Linked DNA regions of Homo sapiens: region 2 is linked to region 1. Evidence: chromatin loops called from intact Hi-C (ENCODE). Cell type or tissue: IMR-90. All regions are shown on one strand. Each heading gives the region's core, and the rest is flanking DNA. Links, peaks and the distances in the headings are about the cores only.

What was found. A loop is a pair of places that touch in the nucleus more often than their neighbours do. Peaks named below come from ENCODE experiments on the same cell type or tissue, not always from the same donor. Only the 100,000 strongest peaks of a DNase experiment are listed, where the experiment ranks them.
Region 2: it touches region 1 in a loop (6-fold over the local background); 9 of 110 quality-filtered maps call a loop at or near these places.

The regions. Positions count from the first base shown.
Region 1 is chr20:25,394,485-25,404,492 of GRCh38, forward strand. It overlaps LOC105372581 (a long non-coding RNA gene), which reads right to left. Exons shown (of 3, transcript XR_937403.3): 2 at 8,196-8,353; 3 at 166-239. Among named protein-coding and RNA genes, the nearest start is that of GINS1, 8.2 kb to the right of the region's middle. RefSeq lists a silencer at 3,436-3,636. In IMR-90, for the core only: a CTCF peak has its summit at 4,831 (motif pointing left); a DNase peak (open chromatin) is centred at 4,807.
Region 2 is chr20:25,173,561-25,185,087 of GRCh38, forward strand. It overlaps LOC101926889 (a long non-coding RNA gene), which reads right to left. Exons shown (of 6, transcript NR_109994.1): 6 at 11,112-11,527. Among named protein-coding and RNA genes, the nearest start is that of ENTPD6, 16 kb to the right of the region's middle. RefSeq lists an enhancer at 413-707. In IMR-90, for the core only: a CTCF peak has its summit at 5,796; a DNase peak (open chromatin) is centred at 5,501; H3K27me3 peaks cover 779 bases.

The sequences.
Region 1 (10,008 bases), core at 1,795-9,794:
AGCCAACCTTTTGGTGGCAGGCGCAGTGTGAGTTTGCTCACATCCTGCATTCGTGATAGTGATAAACAGTTTGCTATTTGATCATATAGCCTCCAGTGGAATGCTGAGTTGATCATGATCCCTTTGGCCTTTTTGGCTCCCAACATCTCTCCCTTTGTGTTTATGTATTAATTGAAAGAATGTAAGGCCAGGCTGGGCATCTCTCATTCTCTGATTGGCAGTCCGTCCGATTTTACAGACTATGAGCAGAAGACAGAGACAAAACAACATTATTCCAAGAACTACATATAAATTGTTAATGTGGTGCTTTAGATAGGTCCAAGGGTTGAGGCTTGCCAGGCGTTGCTGGAATTTGGTCCAGTCTTCTAAAGCAGGTTGAAATTTTTGAGTTTGCTTATTTAAAACAAGAATTTTGTTTTGTAATTCACCAATATCAAAGGTGATGTTGGATGTGAACGCTCCCTGTAAATGGGCTTTCACAAGGTCCCATGGATAGTCACTTTGGTTATATTCTTAGTTGTTTACACAAATATGAGTGTGGTTAAAATGACAATGCAACTGATGCTGCAACTGCAAGCTCTGTACTTTTTCTCCTAACCAAAGGACCGTGGATTTTAACATTGCCACTTCAGTTTGTAACTCAGTGTTAATTTTATTCTGAAGTAGCCACGGTTGGTCAGCTGTGCGCGTCCAGTTCTCCAGGTACTGAGCTGTTTGAATAGAATTATGCAAAGCTACAGAGGACATCACAACAGAAGTTATTAGTGTGACTAAGGAAACAATAGCAAAAATTATGCCTAAGTCTCTACAGACACGATGCGTAAGCTGAGTTAGAAGAAGTTTCACAAAATGCAAAGCAGGCATGGCAGCCCAAGGTTCAGACAGATTAACAGGAATCCATAGCCCAGGGATGTGACCCAGAATCATCAAGGTAGAAATACTATGTGTTTGCAATGTGCTGTGATTAATGCAGTGATAAAACTGGCAAGATTTACAGGTCAATTGGGTATTGTTTACCTGGAGCTGGTTCTTCTTAGCTGCCAAAAAGACATAAGAATTAAAAACAAAAACTGTAAATTGAGTGGTGATATTCTTTACAAATGCAACATTAAGATTGTGTTGCTTACTATTGCTATTATTGGATAGTATTCCAGTCCAGATGTTGCCATTCATACATGGGAGTGCTGCCTTCCATATAGTCTCTTGAATTGGTCCTTTCCTCCCTAGATAATGCCACTGAGGAAGAGGTGGGCTAAAGCCTGCTCCATGCCAAGCAATCTGGGTGGCAGACTGGGATTGGATCCCAGTACTGTATAAAGAAGAAGCATTAAAAGCTTGCCACCAATGCCAATGAAGTTTGTGCCATGATTTCTGATTTTCATCTTTTCGATCTAATTGACCTTTAGGTTCCCAATCCACAATGTCTCCAGTTAACATAGATTGTTTTCTAGCCAGTGGACCAAGACACTGGGTCCACGGAGGGGGGTAGGAACTACTGAATGGAATCCATTCCATATAATCAGCACAATTAGGGCGATTGGGCCGGGAAAGGTTGGTTAATAGAACCAAGACTTAATAAGTACATAATTTTTCCATAATGATTCAACCATGTTTGAGCTTGAATTGTAAGACAGCTATGGCTGAGCGACATCTTTGTGTTGATTCACAAAGGAAGTCCTTCCAGTGGAGCAGTATAATTAATGACATTATTCTGAGAGTCTAACTGTTCTATGTCAGGGGGAGTTAGGGGTCCTGGAGCCTACTCTCCCTGATCATGATAAATCTCAGGAGGAGTGTCGCTCCAAAGTATAGGTCGTACTGCTGGGAGATTGAGAACGTATGCCCAATGTTTTTGCCTCTGCACAGCGAAAACATACCACATGGGACACTATGGCTAACATGGCCAAGAACATGGAATCAGGGGTTTTTGCCTGTCACTGATGCTCCAGTAGTTTCTCAGCTTCCCACGTGGTTTTCTTGAGTTCTCCCCAGGTTGTGGGGATTGATGTCATCATCACTCTGCTTGGCCTTCTCTCCATCTTTGGAGTCAGGCTCAGCTGGCTCATGGCTCGTATCGGAGGGGCCGGGCCCATGGTTGGCCACCCTGGGTTCCTCCAGTCTCCTATTCCATGGTCGCGTGCACCTTGAGGACACCCACACAGTTTGTCCATCTCCTGTAAAAACACAAGTATACCCTCTTCTCCATGTCAGTAAATCCACCGGACCTTTCCATTTTCCTTCTTCCAGGGGTTTCCATAACACTTTCAGATAAACTTTCCTCTTTTCCTCTAACACTTGCCAATGTCTTTCTGCTGGAGTCTTACCATCCGTACCAGGAGTCAAAAAATTTAAATAAGGCTAAATGTAGTTTTGATTGAGGTGGTAGTTGGCCTCCTATACCCCCTTTTTGTATTTTCAACATGCATTGTAATGTTCGATGTGCCCGCTCTACAATGCCTTGTCCTCTAGGATTATAAGGAATTCCCGTTTTATGGATTATAGCCCAAAGCTATAAGAAATTTTGAAAAGCATGACTAGTATAAGTGGGTTCATTGTCAGTTTTTAATAGCTTAGGTATCCCCATGTGAGCAAATGATGACAATGTCACTGTACATGACCAGCTGTCTCACATGTTTGGCATGTAGCATGCAGCATATGAGAATAAGTGTCTATAGTTACATGAACATAGCTAAGCTTACCAAAGGTTGCTATGTGTGTAATATCCATTGGCGAAATATCATTTGGAGCCAAACCTCGTGGGTTACAGCCTTCTACAGGTGTGGCTCTAGGGACATGCTGGCAAGTAGGACGGGCTTGTATTATAGCCCTAGTTTGGCTGCGAGATAAAGGTAACATGCGAGTAAGGGCGGCAGTATTTTGGTGCAGAAGCATGTGAGACACTTGAGCTTGCTGAAACACAGAACCAATCAGCTTGTCTGCTTTCTCATTACCTAGAGATAGTGGCCCAGGAAGTTGTGTGTGAAAGTGAATATGAGAAATATGAAAAAGAGCTTCAGGAGAGCGAATAGCTTGTTGAAGTCTTACAAATAAATTAAGCCGGCTGGGCGTGGTGGTTCACGCCTCTAATCCCAGCATTTTGGGAGGTCGAGGTGGGAGGATCACAAGGTCAGGAGTTGGAGACCAGCCTGGCCAATATGGTGAAACCCGTCTCTACTAAAAATACAAAAAAATTAGCCAGGCGTGGTGGTGGAGGCTGAGGCAGGAGAATTGCTTGAACCCAGAAGGCGGAGGTTGCAGTGAGCCAAGATCATGCCACTGCACTCCAGCCTGGGCAACAGAGCGAGATTCTGTCTCAAAAATGAAAGAAAAAAAAAGTGAAAAGGGAAGGGAAAGGGGAAGGGGGAAGGGGGAGGGGAAGGGAGAGGGAAAGGGGGAGGGGGGAGGGGAAAGGAAGGGAAGGGAAGGGAAGAGAAGCGAAGCAGTTCTGGGTCTAGTGTACTTTTAATTGTAGCAGTTCCTATGCAACTGGCTACATTTACAACATAAGCTGAATCACAGACAATGTTGATGGGATCTGAGCTGTGAGCTGTAAAACCTGAATGACTGCAATTAGCTCTGAGTGTTGAGCTGAAACCCCAGAGGTCATTATTGTTTGAGTATGTTTTGGTCCATAGATAGCAGCACAACCTTTGGAAGAGCCATCACTAAAATAAGTCTGTCCACCTAGAATAGGCTTGTGATGAGTAATCACAGGAAGAATGAAAGAATGGATTTTATAAAACTGTAAAATTTTGTCTGAGAGGTAGTGGTTATCTATAGCACCCACGAAGTCTGCAAAAGCAGTTTGCCAGGCAGTCAACATTTCCCAAGCTTTGGCTTGTTGCTGGGAGTCTAAAGGAACAATAATTTTGTCGGGGTCATATCCCATAAGCATTTTTGACCTATGCCTGCCCATAGTCACAATTTGTGTAATTAAAGAAAAATAAACTTGCAAGGTTTTGACTGTTTGATTAGGTAAAAAGAGCCATTCTATTGTTACAGACTTGTCTATGAACTGTCCCAAAAGTCCTGTTGGAGAGTGGGGGGGTAGGAAGAATAAACAAAAGCAAGGGTTTTTGCAGCTGTAGCCTTGAGGCATGTCTCTGCTGTAACCTTTGCTCTACAAGCCATAATTCAGCTTCTGCCTCTTTAGTTAATTGCTGCAGGGAATTTAAAGAAGAATCTCCTTGCAGGGTTTGGTAAAGATGTGTAAGTTGATAGGTAACAATACCTAACATTGGCCATAGCCAATTAATATCTCCTAATAATTGCTGAACATCCTTTAAAGTTTGTAACCTGTCTTTATGGAGAACTACTTCCTGAGGCCGTAAACTTCTCTCTAACAATAGTTCCTAAGTATTGGAATGGGGAAGTTGTTTGTACCATTTCTGGAGCTATTTGGAGACTCCATTTAGTCAAAGCCTTCTTTGTTTCTCTGAATAACTGTTGTAGGATTTGATCTGTAGGAGCAGCCAAAAGAATATCATCCATAAAATGAATGATGTAAGCAGTAGGAAACGTATTCCGAGGCTCTAATGCCTGCCCTACGAAAGGCTGACATAGCATAGGACTGTTAAGCATGCCTTGGGGTAAAACTCTCCATTGATAATGAGAAACAGATTCTCTTTGATTAATAGAAGGCACAGAGAAGGTAAACCGAGGCTCGTCCTTGCCGTGTAAGGGCATAGTAAAGAAACAATCCTTAAGATCTATTGCTGCAAGAGGCCTGTCTCTTGGAATAGCCACTGGAGATGGTAAACCTTTTTGTAAGGCACCCATCAGTTTTATATGTGCATTAATAGCTCTTAAATCATGTAGCAGTCGCCATCTTCTGGACTTTTTTGTAATAACAAACACTGGAGAATTCCAGGGGCTGACTCCTCTCTGAGTCCGGCATCCCATTGTTCTTTCACTAGCTGCTGAAGTTGTGTCAGCTTCTCCTGAGATAGGGACCATTGATCTACCCATATGGGTTTGTCACTGAGCCATTCTAATGGTAAGGTAGTGGGTGGAGGAGAAATATCAATGACCCCCATCAGAAATCCTGATGTCCTAGCCCTTTTCTGTTTTTCCAGTTACTGATATCGGGTTAGGATTTCCTTGAAATTTTCCTAAACCTTTTCCCCTCTGATATCCCGTGTTCTTCAACATTTTAAATCCTGGGTTATCGAAGTTTTCATTTGTAAGTCTCATATCCCATGCTGTAAGTAAGTCTTGACCCCATAAATTGATAGCTATATTTGCAACATAAGGCTGAAAAGTACATGACTGTCCATCTGGACCAAGACAAGACAAAATCTCAGGGCTCTGTTGAACACTTTGAGCTGTGCCTACTCCCACTAGGGACATAGAAGTTAATTGCAAGGGCCAGGATGGGGGCCAGTTGTCTTTAGAGATTAGTGATACATCAGCTCCTGTATCCATAAGCCCATAAAATTTTTTTCCTTTAATTTGTACTACACAAGCAGGTCTGTTAGAGGCTATGGGTTGGGATACATAGATTTCCCATGTAGTTGTGCTCCCAAACCCTTTATTTCCTTGTTTCTCCTTTCGTGGAGAAGGGTGTAATTTGCAGGGAATAAGCAATAATTAGCAATATATTCTCCCGGTTCAAAAACCCAAAGATCTTGTGACATTAAAACTACTTGAATTTCTCCTTCATAATCAGAGTCAATCCCTCCTGGGACTACAGTGATGCCTTGCAAGTTAAGATGGCTTTTGCCTAAAATTAGTCCCATGTATCCTGTTGGTAAAGGTCCCCAAATACCAGTGGGAACTTTGATAGGTCTGTCTCCCCCTACTAACGTGATTCTTTCTCTGGCGGGTAGATCTAATCCTGCACTTTGTGGTGTTCCTGGGGTGAGGGAATCAAGTGCCTCTGGGAACTCATCCCTGAAACGGGGTTGAAGTCTGGGCTGGGAATGCCCTCATTGTTTGTGGGGCCCGGGTCCAGGCCCCGTCTCGTTTCCTGGCATGGGGGTCCCATTCTGATGAAATTTTGAGCGACACTGATTAGCCCAGTGATTTCCTTTGTTACAGCAAGGACAAAGTCCTGGCGTTTTTTCCGCTCGGTGGGGCACTGTATTGTAAGGTCCTTTCTGTCCTGAGATCTGGCGGCATTCCTTTTTAAAATGTCCAGTTTTTCCACAATCATAACATTTTCCCATTTTAGGGTTTGACCCTTGGCTCCTTTTAGATTTGTCAACTGCTAAATTAGCCATTGCTTGCGCTAACATTTCAGAGTGATGAAGCTCAGTTCCCACGTCCTGACAAGCTCTGAGAAAATTTCCCAAGTTTTTTGTACACCTCACCGGTGCCAGTGCATGTTTATAATCCGTGTTTGCGTTCTCAAAAGCTAGAGTTAAGATTAGCATTTCTGCAGCTGCGGTATGAGGAATTTGGCGCTTCACTGCTTCTCGCAGTCTTGCAAGAAAATGTGCATAGGGTGGCCAGGTGCAGTGGCTCACGCCTGTAATCCCAGCACTTTGGGAGGCCGAGACGGTCAGATCACGAGGTCAGGAGATCGAGACCATCCTGGCTAACACGGTGAAACTCCATCTCTACTAAAAATACAAAAAATTAGCCAATTGTGGTGGTGGGTGCCTGTAGTCCCAGCTACTCCGGAGGCTGAGGCAGGAGAATGGCGTGAACCCGGGAGGTGGAGCTTGCAGTGAGCCGAGATTGCGCCACTGCACTCCAGCCTGGGCAACAGAGCAAGACTCTGTCTCAAAAAAAAAAAAAAGAAAAAGAAAAAAAGAAAAAAGAAAATGTTCATAGGGCTCTTGCAACCCTTGCATGATATGTAAAAAGGATTGTACTGGGACTCCGTCTTCAGGAATTGTGGCCCAGGCACCTTTAGCGGCCTGTGTTCACTGCTGATAAGCAGCGTCTGGGAGTGCCATTTGATGTTCCAGGTCTGAATAAGGGCCATTACTTAATAGCATATCCTCTGTAATGTCTCCATGTCCAGCAACATGATTCTGTCTAGCCTGGTCTGCACACATTTCTTGCTAATTTAAATTCCATGTCAGATATGTGCTAGTGGACAAGCAAGCTCGCACCAAGTGTTTTACATCAAAGGGTAAAAGACTCATAGCACCAAACACGGATTCTAGCAATCCTAAGGTAAATGGGCTCTGTATGCCATCATTTACCACACTTGCTTTTAATTCCTTTAACAACTTAAACTCTAGTGGAGTGTGTTCATGAATAACCTGCTGTGGATTATTTGGATCAGACCTTACAAAAATAGGAAAAGCACAGGGTTCTAAGGGCTCTCCAGCTATGGCAGCAGAGTGTAAAAATCTTTGTATTGGGGTCTCTATTTCTGCTACTGAAGGAGGCAGTACAGATGTTTCTGCAACTGGAGGAGGCAGTATAGGCCAATTTTTATCCTCCTCCGTTTTTTATTTTCAATTGGCGCTGTGGGTGGGACAACAGATTCTTTCAGATTTTTAGATTCAGCCTGCTCCCCCACAGAATAATAAGGAGATAATGGCAGAAGTACAGTACGAATTAAACTCCAAGTGGAAAAAACAGAAGAATCAACTTTAGGACCTTTTTGATGAGTCTGTTTTAATCCTTCTCCTGCTTTAGCCCAATTTTCCACATCAAGAGTGCCTGCCTGGTGGCTGGGCGCGGTGGCTCATGCCTGTAATCCCAGCACTTTGGGAGGCCGAGGCAGGCAGATCATGAGGTCAGGAGATCGAGACCATCCTGGCCAACATGGTGAAACCCCATCTCTACTAAAATACAAAAAATTAGCCAGGTGTGGTGGTGCACGCCTGTAGTCCCAGCTACTGGGAGGCCGAGGCAGTGGAATCACTTGAACCCAGGCAGCAGAGATTGCAGTGAGCCGAGATCACGCCACTGCACTCCAGCCTGGCAACAAAGCAAGATTCTGTCTCAAAAAAAAAAAAAAAAAAAAAGAGTGCCTACCTGTAGAAACCATGGGTTATGTGTAATACCTTTTGTGGCTTCTGCAGGAGGTTAGTTAGTGCCTGCGAATTAACCTGAGCTCCAGACTGTCTCAACCGAACTTTAAGCAACTGCACATAATGTTTTTCTTTAATAGACAAATTCTGCCCCTTGTTACCCTGAATTCAGAAAACTTCCCATTCCCAGTACTTCTTTAAAGCACTGCTCCCAGTACCTCTTTAGGGCACTAACCTTATATCCGCTACCGGCAGACTCACCCTGGGATCCCCGTTCACCTTGTCAATTTCAGTTCCTCTGCTCCAGCAGACCTTCTTCTTCATGTCCTTGAAGTCCCTGTTTGGGCGCCACTTTGTAGAGTACCTGATTCTGTCGCTGATCGGGGGTGCCACCTGTAACCTGCATGAACCTAGGGGGACTGAACAAAGGGGGCGGTGAATGTGAGAATAAAAGACAAGAGACAAAAGAGTATATTTGAAAGAAGGGGTCAAGGGGCACCTTGCCTCTAGTGGACAAGGGCCCTGAGCTTTACACAGCCCTCCATATTTATTAGGCAAAACAGATAGTGATAAATGGGGGGGGTGATTGTCGGGTAATTGTCAGTCAGCTGTTTGGTTCACAGCAGGCTTGCGAGACTGCATCCTTTGAACAATAGGCACTAGATTTCTCCGTAGATAACTTCAAGGAGCCCGGCACCAGGGAGCGCGGCCCTCAGCCAACCTTTTGGTGGCAGGCACAGTGTGAGTTTGCTCACATCCTGCATTCTTGATAAACAGTTTGCTGTTTGATAATATAGCCTCCAGTGGAATGCTGAGTTGGTCACAATCCCTTTGGCCTTTTCAGCTCCCAACATCTGACCTGACTGCTGGCCTCTCCTATCATCAACCTGCTCCAGCATCACTGCCTCTTTGCTCATCCTCAGCCGACCTTCCTGGGGCCTTTGCAGCTTGATTCCTCTGCCTGGAATTTCCTGCCTTCCCTAAGGCCCATAACCACTTGGGTTATTTTCTCCCTGTTCAGGTCTGTGCCTTCTCTGAACACTTGAACTCAAAACCCTGACTCTTTCACCTTCACTCTATTCATCTTCTTTGGGTTATTCTTAGTGCTTTTTCACCAATATATTTCTTATCAGTGTATCTGTGTATTGCGTTTTCCCACACTGGAATGTAGACTCTGTAGAAAGGACTTTGTTTACTGCTTTATTTTCAGTATCTAGGTCAATGCCAGGCTAATACTAGTGTAAACCAAAAATAAAATCCCAAACCCTCCATCCCCTGCTGACTGGATGGACCCCTTCTGGGCCAAGGGGACCCCAGGGAAACCTGAAAAAAAACAAAAATGGAATTATCGGCTATGACAAGAAGCAAGATGGGATGCACCTTGTTGTACCCCCTCCCTTTTGGAGTATAGGTGCAACTGGCCAGCATTAACATTAAAATAAAGATCCTAAGACTCACAAACACACTCTTTGTGGCAATAAGGTCCAAACTCCAACCTGACTGATGTAGCATCACATGACAGATAGCAGACTCTGAAGGAAATCAAGATGTTTTACCCCAAAATATATTTCTTTGAAATATTTTGAAATGGCCCTGGAAAGCCATCTTTTGTGTGGGGAATTTGCATCTGTTAAGAATCTCCGTTAATGCAGCCAGGTCTTTCCTGAATCTAGGAGAGGTTAAACAAGAGTTTAACACACCTTTTAAGATCCAAAAAGAGACATTTACCATCAATTCTTTCAGAAGGCTGCTGCCTATGAGGCTTCATCCACATAACAAGAAACTTGGTCTCCACAACCTCCCCCTTAACTCAATAATTTCCTTCTATTGACAGTCTTTAGACAAAACTTGACTCAACCAATTGCTAATCAGAAAATCTGTAAGCTCCCTGCTTCAAGATATCCCACCTTTTTAGGCTGAACAAAAGTACACCTTCCATGTGTTGATTTATGATTTTACCTATAATTCCTGTCTCCCTAAAATACATAAAACCAACCTGTAACCTGTAACTGCACTGCCTCAGGCACGCTTTCTCAGGACCTCTTGAGGCTGTTCCTGGGCCATGGTCACTCAT
Region 2 (11,527 bases), core at 1,714-9,713, 220 kb before region 1:
CCTCTGATCCAAACGTACAAAGAGCTGAGTATCTCCCCATAACTGCAATTAGCCACCCCTAAAAGTATATTTCCTACCTAGTCATTACACACCAAAGCTCTCTCACAATGTGAAGTAATATCTGGTACCCCCAGAAGTCAAAAATGTTGGCTAACACAATGCAAAACAGAACAGAGCTTTAGATTTTGAGAGAGATCTATCCACTTTCAGTTCCTGGGGTTTCATGAGGAAAACAGAGGTTTTTCCCAAAACAGGGTCTGTGGCACCTCCTATTTTTCTCAAGGAGTTCCAGGCTGTTAGAGCTTTAATATGTGGTTTTAATTAAGCTGACTTTTAACCACAGTGCTCTCTTTAGAAATCCTTTTAAACCTCTTATTACCCAACATTAGTCATGCCAAATCACCAGTATTTCTGGCTTTTGAACTTTACCAAACATAACCTCCCAGGTGCTCAGAGAAAGGAAAATTCAAGATGGTTCATGGAGGGGAGGAGAATCAACAAATGGTAAAGGTCATGTAGATATCAAACAAGGAGTGACTCATTCCCTAAGCCAGGAATTGAACCCTGAACCCAGGCTGCCATTGGAAACACACAAAGCCTTAGCCACAAAGATTCAGCATTGGGCAGTTTCCACTGCTATTCCCAGAAGGGGCCTAGAGTAGCCAGTTTTGAGCTTGCAATGACTTTTAACTGCTTAGGATAATTTTTAGAGCCAACTATGACATGAATTCCAAAATTCCTGTTCTCTGGATGGTGGAGAGCAAGAGAAAATACTGCCACGTGGTTACAAGGTCAAGCTCCCAAGGACATGAAACAAGATGAGAGGGAAACTTCATCCAGTATTTTTTTTTTCAGAGACCTGCATCAAGGTTTGTAACTGACCAGTTTGCTGGGCTGGCTTGTACAGCAGTCTTATGGGGTCCTAAGCCTGTGTTCAATCCTAAGTTACTCCTCTTTATGACAGGACAATACAGAAAGACAAATTTATAGCACAAAGTACACCAGATTTGCCACTCCACTTAGCACCCAATATCAAACTGGCAAGGCTCAAACTTGCCCCCAGATGGGCCCTGTCAGGTTTAATCCACTGCACTCCAGTGGTGCTCATATGTGTAGGAAAAGAGCCATGGATCTCTTGGCCACACTTGTCTGTAATAGAGCTTCTGCAACATGGAGCTGGGGAGAGATGTGAGATGCCATCTACTATGGTGAATCCATAGCCCAAAGTCAGGAGCTCAGGTAGGGAGGGAGTCCATCTCGTTGACCACATCCACCTGGAGTCAAACTTCAAGGAGGGAAAGGAAGGAGATCATGGATCAGTGCCACATACCCCACCATTCTTACCAATATTTAGTAATAGTCTTGAATAAATGCTTTTCCATTTGCAGTATGCCCTTAGGAGAATTTCCAGAGATTTTATGTGGCTGTTTCTTTTCAATAATTTTCACCAATGATGGTTGTTTTGCTTGGGAGAGGGTCTACAGAGCCCTTCATGCCACCATTCCAGAAGTGCACCTCCAGGGGGCAATGAGTTGGGGCTGGTATAGCACTGTTTTGGCAATGGCTGACTAGTACAACAAGCCTACTTCCTTCTCCTAAACTACCATCTAGCATTCACTGTTTACTCTTTGCTACTCATGGGGTAGATATTGTTTTTAATCCCCATTTTGCACATGATAAAAGTAAAGCTCAGAGAAATTGAGCTTCATCTCACCATCAAAGAGCTGCTAAAGCACAGTGGTAGAACATGAAGCAGAGCACATTTAAGTACATATCCTACTGAAAGAGCCGTGTTATTCACATGTTAGTGTGTGTGTGTGTGTGTGTGTGTGTACATGCTGATATTTATTACATATGAGGAGAGTCACCTTCTTCCTGAATTTGAAGTATTTTTTAAAACATATTATTTGGGGTCATAATGGAGTATGAGTAAATAGTTAAGATATATTGGCCGGGCATGGCAGCTCACACCTATAATCACTTTGGGAGACTGAGGCAGGAGGATTGCTTGAGTCCAGGAGTTCAAGAGCAGCCTGGGCAACATAGCAAGACCCCTATCTACAAAAAATGAAAAAAATTAGCCAGGCATAGTGGCATGTGCCTGTGGTCCTATCTATTAATACTTGGGAGGCTGAGGTGAGAGGATTCCTTGAGCCCAGGAGTTCAAGGTTGCAGTGAGCTGTGATTCCACCACTATACTCCAGCCTGGGTGACAGAGAAAACCCTATCTCAAAACAAACAAAACAAACAAACAAAAAGATCTATCAATTATAATAATAACTTTTCTGCATTTAATTCATAAACAAGAGGCTTCCAAACTTACCTAATAAAATGCACTTATGTCAGGGTCTCTCCCTCTTGACAGATTTGGAGGGAAAATGGGGGCTGCGGGATGTTCTCCTGTCTGAGCCTCCTCTTCATGATGGGAATGCAGTGCTCAGCAAAGCACATCCTGGCCGATGGGAGAAGGGAGGGAGTAGGATAGAATAGCTCTGAGCTCCCTTTCTGCTCCAAAACTTTAAGATTCCATGAGCTAGGATGTCAGTGACTCTTTGCCCTACGGCCTTCGGACCCTAGTTTTCCAGCACCAACTTCAATCAGCTCCAACCACCAGCATCTCATCTCTGTGCCAGAACCTGCAAATGCAGCAGGTCAGACATGCAGAGGGATTCACACTCAACAATGACTGACAGGACCCCGTGTATAAATACCCCAGCTCCCTCCTGCCTCAGGCTCCACATCCAAACCAAGGCAGTGTGAATCCAGAAGTGTTTATGTGAAGCAGAGGAAATGTGACTGAGCAGAAAGCAGGAGCAGAGTTGTGTGAAGCCAGGAAGAGGAGGGCACAGCCAAGGGCAGCCCCTGTCTGGGCAAACTGTGGGGTCAGCAGTGCAGGAAGAGCAGGGGACTCCAGTCGGAGGCTCAAGGGTCAGCTCTTATTACATGACATTCCGAAATACAGATCATCCCTTTTTGTTCATGATCTAAGGTGTGGCAAAGCTCAAAATTGGGGGCACATCATGACCTTTCAAAAGTTACAAGGAACTTTGACACAAAATGGGACCTCGGAGCTGTAGTAACCTCAAGCCAACCCAGCCCTGGCTCTCCAGAGGGAGAGGGCCAGGCCCAGGTCAGCACCAGCCACATCTCACACCCATCCTCAGCAGAAGTCACCCCTGTGGGAATGCCAGGGTCCAGGGTACACCATGCCCAAGCAGACATGACAGAGGAACTCCAGGCTTAGCAGCTCCGCATTGACATTTCTGCCTACCCACTGTTAACCCTCTTTCAAAGCCAACCTCCTCCAGGCCCAGCCACAGCACTCTCCCTCCTATGCGGTCACTAGGAGTACTTGCCTGGAACCAGGCCCACTGGGTTAGGATCCTGGCTTGTGAGTATGACTTTCAGCAAGTCTTTTTTTTTTTTTTTTTTTTTTTTTGAGACGGTCTCACTTTGTCACCCAGGCTAAAGTATAGTTGTGCGATCTCGGCTCACTGCAGCCTCGACTTCCAAGGCTTAAGCAATCCTCCCACCTCAGCCTCCCAAGTAGCAGGGACCTCAGCCTCCCACGTAGCACCACCACACCTAGCTAATTTTTTATATTTTTGGTAGAGAAAGGGTTTCACCGTGTTGTCCAGACTAGTATCAAACTCCTGAGCTCAGGCGATCTGCTTGCCTCGGCCTCCCAAAGTGCTGGAATTACAGGCATGAGACACCGTGTCCAGCCCTGGCAAGTCTTTTGTGCCTCAGTCTTCTCATCTGTAAAATGAAGATAATAATAATTATCTCAGGAATTGATTTAAATAGTGCAGTTACCAAAGTCAAGAAACCTGGCAGACACTGTCTTAACTAAGTGATCAAAGTTAACATCACCAACAAGGAGACATATTGACATCACAGGCCTCCTGACAAGATGCATTACTTCTGTGGCATTACCACCGAAAATGTATAATCTGAATTTAATCATGAATAAACATCAAACAGACTCAAACTGAGAGGAATTCTACAAAGTAACTGGCTCGTACTCTTCAAAAATGGCAAGGCCGTGACATATACAGAAAACCCGAGGAACTCTTCCACGTTGTAGACAACTAAATGCAGCGTGGGATCCAGAAGGCAGTCCTGGGGCAGAAAGGATGGGGGAAAAGGAAAGAAATTTTTGGTTCTGTTTTGTTTTTGCTCTGAAAGACAGGACTGGTACAGTCAGTGAAACTTTGGATGCATCGATTGGATGGCTGTGTTGTGTCAGTGCTAAATTTCTGGTTTTGATGAGGGGACTGTGGCTGTGTAGGGGAGTGTAGGAGCCTAGGAAGAAGACGGACTCTCCAGAGGGAGAGGGCCAGGCCCAGTTAATAACTGTAGTTATTAAACTCTGGAGCAATTGCTGTCTGCCCCACACAGTCTATGATTATAGATAGTCTTGTTGCTTAACTGCTCAGCAGACAGATGCTTGATTCCTGGGGCCATTGCATATTTGTAACACCTAGGAGGTCTAAAATATTGGCAGGCAAGTTTGTTTATCCAACACTGAATGAGATCTGGATTTGCCAGTCACTGTGCCAAGCACAGGGAAGCAAAGGGACCTGAGGCCCAGACCCAGGCCTTTGTAGAATGTGCCCATTCCAGCAGGAGTGGCTGGAGGGCTCCCCACAGATAAGGACAGGATGGGGTGCTCTGTGCCAACTGGTGAAATGAGAACAACCGCAGGAATGCAGAGGAGGAAAAGGAATGTGTGTGGAAAAAAGACAAATGACACGGAGAAGTAGTAAGAGCAGAAAGACCCTGTTTAACGTGACCTTCAATGCATTTTCTTTGAGATGAGTGTGGGCTTGCCTGAAAAGGTGAGAAGACAAGATATGTTCAAGGCATTCAGCCATGATGGCACCATTACACTCCAACCTGGGCAACAGAGCAAGACCCGATCTCTGAGGGAAAAGAAAAAAAAAGAAAAAAGAAAAAAAAAAAATATATATATATATAATAATGACTTTTCTGTATTTAATTCATAAGTGAGAGGCTTCCAAACTTACCTTAAAAATGCACTATGTCAAGGCACAGTCTCTCACTTTTGACAGAACTTGTGAGGAAAATGCGAGCTGCAAAATGTTTTCCTGTCTGAGCCTCCTCTTCACGATGGGAATGCAGTGCTCAGGGAAACACATCCCAGCTCCATGAGAGAAGGGAGGGAGTAGACTAGTATGCTCTGAGCTCCCTTTCTGCTCCAAAACTCTAAGATTCCATGAGTTAGGGTGTCAGTGACCCTCCCCCAGTGGCCCTCAGACCCTAGCTTTCCAGCACCAACTCCAGTCAGCTCCAACTGCCTGTATCTCATCTCTGGGCCCGAAGGCTCTTTCAAGAACTTGAGTGTGCAGCAGGTCAGATATGCAGAGGGAATAGCACTCAACAATAACTGACAGGACCCAGTGTATAAACACTCCAGCACCCTCCTGCCTCAGGCTCAAAGCATTATGACTTATGACTCAAGGCATTGAGTCATCATTTGTAATAGAAAAACTTGGAAATATATGGCAAGATATGTAATAGCCACACAACACCTCTCTCTTCCTTTGGAGTGCAGTGGTGCAATCACAGCTCATTGCAGCTTCTCCAGCCTCAGCCTCTCCAGTAGCTAGAGGTCTTGCTATGTTGCCCAGCCGGTCTTGAAATCCTAGGCTCATGTGAACCTCCTCCTTGACCTCCCAAACTTCTGGGATTACAGGCGTGAGCCATGGTGCCAGGCCAAAAAAAAAATGTGTAGACAGCCCCAGCCTCCTCCTTGTGATACTATACTGCCGCCTAATGTCCTCTCAACAAATGACACCAAATACATTCTCCACGTGGATTCAGAAATTGTATAAACAAGGTTGAAGTTGAAACATTTTATTGTGATAGGAAAACATTTTGGAAACCAGTCTGCACATATGCACGTATGCTTGTGCATTTATGAAGTATATCTGGAGAACACAAATAAGCTGTTAACAGCAGATGCCTCCAGGAAAGGGAACTGGCAGGCTGAGAAATCTACCAAAATCATGGTGATGACGATGGTGATGACGTTATTTTGTATCTTTTAAATTTTGAGGCATACAATGTCCTGCTAATTGAAAAAAATTTTTAACTTAAAAAAACATTTATTAAATGTTGACGCTATGATGACTAAGGGGCCATCTTTTCTTCATTCATTGATTAGTGTTCTTAACAAATACTTACTGAATGCTTCCTGTGAGGGGGGCACTGTTTGGAGGAAAAACAGTGAGGAAGACACGCTCCCACCCTCCTGGAGCAGAGATGCTCAGAGGACTGCCCGGGACACCGCATGGTGAAGGTGGCCGAGCCCACGGCCTGGGTCTTAGGCTGGCCGGCCACGTGGAGCGGCACCCACCCAGCCCTGCTGCCGTGAGTCAGTGCCGTGGGGAGCAATCGCATGCATGGGCTTCAGACCTGCATTGGGCCTCTTTATTTGGGCACTTCAGCCTTATCCTAATTAATATGACACTTCACAAGCAGCATATAAGGGACATTTTATTCACCCAGCAGGTGCAGCACACACATTCTTCTCCAGTACCATGGAAAACTTGCAAAAAGTTACAAAGAGGGATACAAAGCTCATGTCAACAACCTCCACAGAGTGGATATCAGAGATGACACTCCCTGGCCCACAGCTCAATCAAGTGAGAATTCACTGATTAAAAGGTAAATTTAGAAATTAATTCAAAAATTTAAAAATGTTTCTTTTTTAATCTTTTTTTAAAGTTTATTAGCAATCTAAAAAAATACTGGTTATTTTTTTGACTTAAAGAAACCACTAACTTGCTAATCTCTAGGACATACAAGTTCCATTTATGGTCATGAACTTCATAGTAGGCCAAATGTAGGATTTAAAATCCAAGAAACAAAAAAAAAATTATAGAATTTTAACCTCACAATTATTTGAATGTCATTTTGGAAAAGTGCTACCTGAGACGCAGACACTGAGGACATACCTGTATGTACATGTTGGTCCTGACCTCCACCTCCCTTTGTACTCACACTAAGAAGTACCCCAGTTACTAGAGTAAACAGAATAGAAGGAAAGAAGCTGTGAATAATTACTTATGAGAAAGGGGACACGACCATGGCACAGGTGCTTCCTAACTCGTACTGTGACATACTCTCTCTTCAAAAACTGTCCTTAAATGTTTGAGGTGATGTATATCCTAGTTACCCTGATCTGATCATTACACATTGTACATATGTATCAAAATATCACATGTACCTCAAAAATACATAAAACTATGATATAGCAAGTTTTTTTAATACGTTAAGTTCTAGGGTACATGTGCACAACGTGCAGGTTTGTTACATAGGTATACATGTGTCATGTTGGTTTGCTGCACCCATTAACTTGTCATTTATATTAGGTATTTCTCCTAATGCTATCCCTCTCCCTGCCCCCTTCCCCACAACAGGTCCCAGTGTGTGATGTTCCCCACCCTGTATCCAAGTGTTCTCATTGTTCACTTCCCACCTATGAGTGAGAACATGCGGTGTTTGGTTTTCTGTGCTTGCAATAGTTTGCTCAGAATGATGGTTTCCAGCTTCATCCATGTGCCTGCAAAGGACATGAACTCATCATTTTTTATGGCTGCGTAGTATTCCATGGTGTACATGTGCCACATTTTCTTAATCCAGTCTATCATTGATGGACATTTGGGTTAGATCCAAGTCTTTGCTATTGTGAATAGTGCCTCAATAAACATAAGTGTGCATGTGTCTTTATAGTAGCATGATTTATAATCCTTTGGGTATATACCCAGTAATGGGATCGCTGAGTCAAATGGTATTTCTAGTTCTAGATCCTTGAGGAATTGCCACACTGTCTTCCACAATGGTTGAACTAGCTTACACTCCTACCAACAGTGTAAGTGTTCCTAGTTCTCCACATCCTCTCCAGCATCTGTTGTTTCCTGACTTTTTAATGATCGCCATTCTAACAGGTGTGAGATGTTATCTCATTGTGGTTTTGATTTGCATTTCTCTGATGACCAGTGATGATGAGCATTTTTTCATGTGTCTGTTGGTTGCATAAATGTCTTCTTTTGAGAAGTGTCTGTTCATATCCTTTGCCCACTTTTTGATAAGTTTGTTTTTATTCTTGTAAATTTGTTTAAGTTATTTGTAGATTCTGGATATTAGCCATATGTCAGATGGGTAGATTACAAAAATTTTCTCCCATTTTGTAGGTTGCCTGTTCACTCTGATAATAGTTTCTTTTGCTGTGCAGAAGCTCTTTAGTTTAATTAGATCCCATTTGTCAATTTTGGCTTTTGTTGTCATTGCTTTTGGTGTTTTAGTCATGAAGTCCTTGCCCATGCCTATGTCCTGAATGGTATTGCCTAGGTTTTCTTCTAGGGTTTTTATGGTTTTAGGTCTAACATTTAAGTCTTTAATCCATCTTGAATTAATTTTTTGTATAAGGTGTAAGGAAGGGACCCAGTTTCAGCTTTCTACATATGGCTAGCCAGTTTTCCCAGCACCATTTATTAAATAGAGAATCTTTTCCCCATTTCTTGTTTTTGTCAGGTTTGTCAAAGATCATATGGCTGTAGATGTGTGGTGTTATTTCTGAGGCCTCTGTTCTGTTCCATTGATCTATATCTCTGTTTTGGTACCAGTACCATGCTGTTTTGGTTACTGTAGCCCTGTAGTATAGTTTGAAGTCAGGTAGTGTGATGCCTCCAGCTTTGTTCTTTTTGCTTAGTATTCTCTTGGCTATGCAGGCTCTTTTTTGGTTCCATATGAACTTTAGTTTTTTCCAATTCTGTGAAGAAAGTCATTGGTAGCTTGATGGGGATGGCATTGAATCTATAAATTACCTTGGGCAGTATAGCCATTTTCATTATATTGATTATTTCTATCCATGAGCATGGAAAGTTCTTCCATTTGTCCTCTTTTATTTCTTTGAGCAGTGGTTTGTAGTTCTCCTTGAAGAGGTCCTTCATATCCCTTATAAGTTGGATTCCTAGGTTTTTTATTCTCTTTGTAGTAACTGTCAATGGGACTTCACTCATGATTTGGCTCTCTGTTTGTCTGTTTATTGGTGTATAGGAATGCTTGTGATTTTTGCACATTGATTTTGTATCCTGAGACTTTGCTGAAGTTGCTTATGAGCTTAAGGAGATTTTGGGCTGAGACAATGGGGTTTTCTAAATATACCATCATGTCATCTGCAAACAGGGACAATTTGACTTCCTCTTTTCCTCACTGAATACCCTTTATTTCTTTCTCTTGCCTGATTGCCCTGGCCAGAACTTCCAACACTATGTTGAATAGGAGTGGTGAGAGAGGGCATCCCTGTCTTGTGCCAGTTTTCAAAGGGAATGCTTCCAGTTTTTGCCCACTCAGTATGATATTGGCTGTGGGTTTGTCAAAAATAGCTCTTATTATTTTGAGATACGCTCCATCAATACCTAGTTTACTGAGAGTTTTTGGCATGAAGCACTGTTGAATTTTGTTGAAGGCCTTTTCTGCACCTATTGAGATAATCACGTGGTTTTTGTCATTGGTTCTATTTATGTGATGGATTATGTTTATTGATTTGCATATGTTGAACCAGCCTTGCATTCCAGGTATGAAGCTGACTTTATCATGGAGGATAAGCTTTTTGATGTGCTGCTGGATTTGGTTTGCCAGTATTTTATTGATGATTTTCACATCTACATTCATCAGGGATATTGGTCTAAAATTCTCTGTTTTTTGTTGTGTCTCTGCCAGGCTTTGGTATCAGGATGATGCTGGCCTCATAAAATGAGTTACGGAGGATTCCCTCTTTTTCTATTGATTGGAATAGTTTCAAAAGGAAGGGTAGCAGCTCCTCTTTGTCCCTCTGTTAGAATTCAGCCTTGAATCCATCTGTTCCTGGACTTTTTTTGGTTGGTAGGCTATTAATTAGTGCCTCAATTTCACAGCCTGTTATTGGTCTACTCAGAGATTCAACTTCTTCCTGGTTTAGTCTTGGGATGGTGTATGTATCCAGGAATTTATCCATTTCTTCTAGATTTTCTAGTTTATTTGCATAGAGGTGTTTATAGTATTCTCTGATGATAGTTTGTATTTCTGTGGGATCAGTAGTAATATCCCCTTTATCACTTTTTATTGCGTCTATTTGATTCTTCTCTCTTTTCTTCTTTGTTAATCTTGCTAGTGATCTATCAGTTTTGTTGATCTTTTCAAAAAACCCGCTCCTGGATTCATTGATTTTTTGAAGGGTTTTTTGTGTCTCTATCTCCTTCAGTTCTGCTCTGATCTTAGTTATTTCTTGCTTTCTGCTAGCTTTTGAATTTGTTTGCTCTTGCTTCTCTAGTTCTTTTAATTGTGATGTTAAGGTGTTGATTTTAGTTCTTTCCTGCTTTCTCTTGTGGGCATTTAGTGCTATAAATTTCCCTCTACACATTGCTTTAAATGTGTCCTGGAGATTCTGGTATGTTGTGTCTTTGTTCTCATTGGTTTCAAAGAACATCTTTATTTCTGCCTTCATTTCTTTATTTACCCAGTAGTCACTCAGGAGCAGGTTGTTCAGTTTCCATGTAGTTGTGCGGTTTTGAGTAAGTTTCTTAATCCTGAGTTCTAATTTGATTGCACTGTGGTCTGATAGACAGTTTGTTCTGATTTCTTTTCTTTTACATTTGCTGAGGAGTGCTTTACTTCCAACTGTGTGGTCAATTTTGGAATAAGTGCTATGTGGTGTTGAGAAGAATGTATATTCTGTTGATTTGGGGTGGAGAGTTCTGTAGATGTCTATTAGGTCTGCTTGGTGCAGAGCTGAGTTCAAGTCCTGGATATCCTTGTTAACCTTCTGTCTTGTTAATCTGTCTAATATTGACAGTGGGTGTTAAAGTCTCCCATTATTATTGTGTGGGAGTCCAAGTCTCTTTGTAGGTCTCTAAGGACTTGCTGTATGAATCTGGGTGCTCCTGTATTGTTGCATATATATTTAGGATAGTTAGCTCTTCTTGTTGCATTGATCTCTTTACCATTACGTAATGGCCTTCCTTGTCTCTTTTGATCTTTTGTTGGTTTAAAGTCTGTTTCATCAGAGACTAGGATTACAACCCCTGCTTTTTTTTTTTGCTTTCAATTTGCTTGGTAGATCTCCCTCCATCCCTTTATTTTGAGCCTATGTGTGTCTCTGCACATGAGATGGGTCTCCTGAATACAGCACACTAATGGGTCTTGACTCTTTATCCAATTTGCCAGTCTGTGTCTTTTAATTCGCGCATTTAGCCCATTTACTTTTAAGGTTAATATTATTATATGTGAATTTGATCCTGTCATTATGATGTTAACTGGTTATTTTGCCCGTTAGTTGATATAGTTTCTTCCTAGCATCGATGGTCTTTACAATTTGGCATGATTTTGCAGTGGCTGGTACTGGTTGTTCCTTTCCATGTTTAGTGCTTCTTTCAGGAGCTCTTGTAAGGTAGGCCTGGTGGTGACAAAATCTCTCAGCATTTGCTTGTCTGTAAAGGATTTTATTTCTCCTTCACTT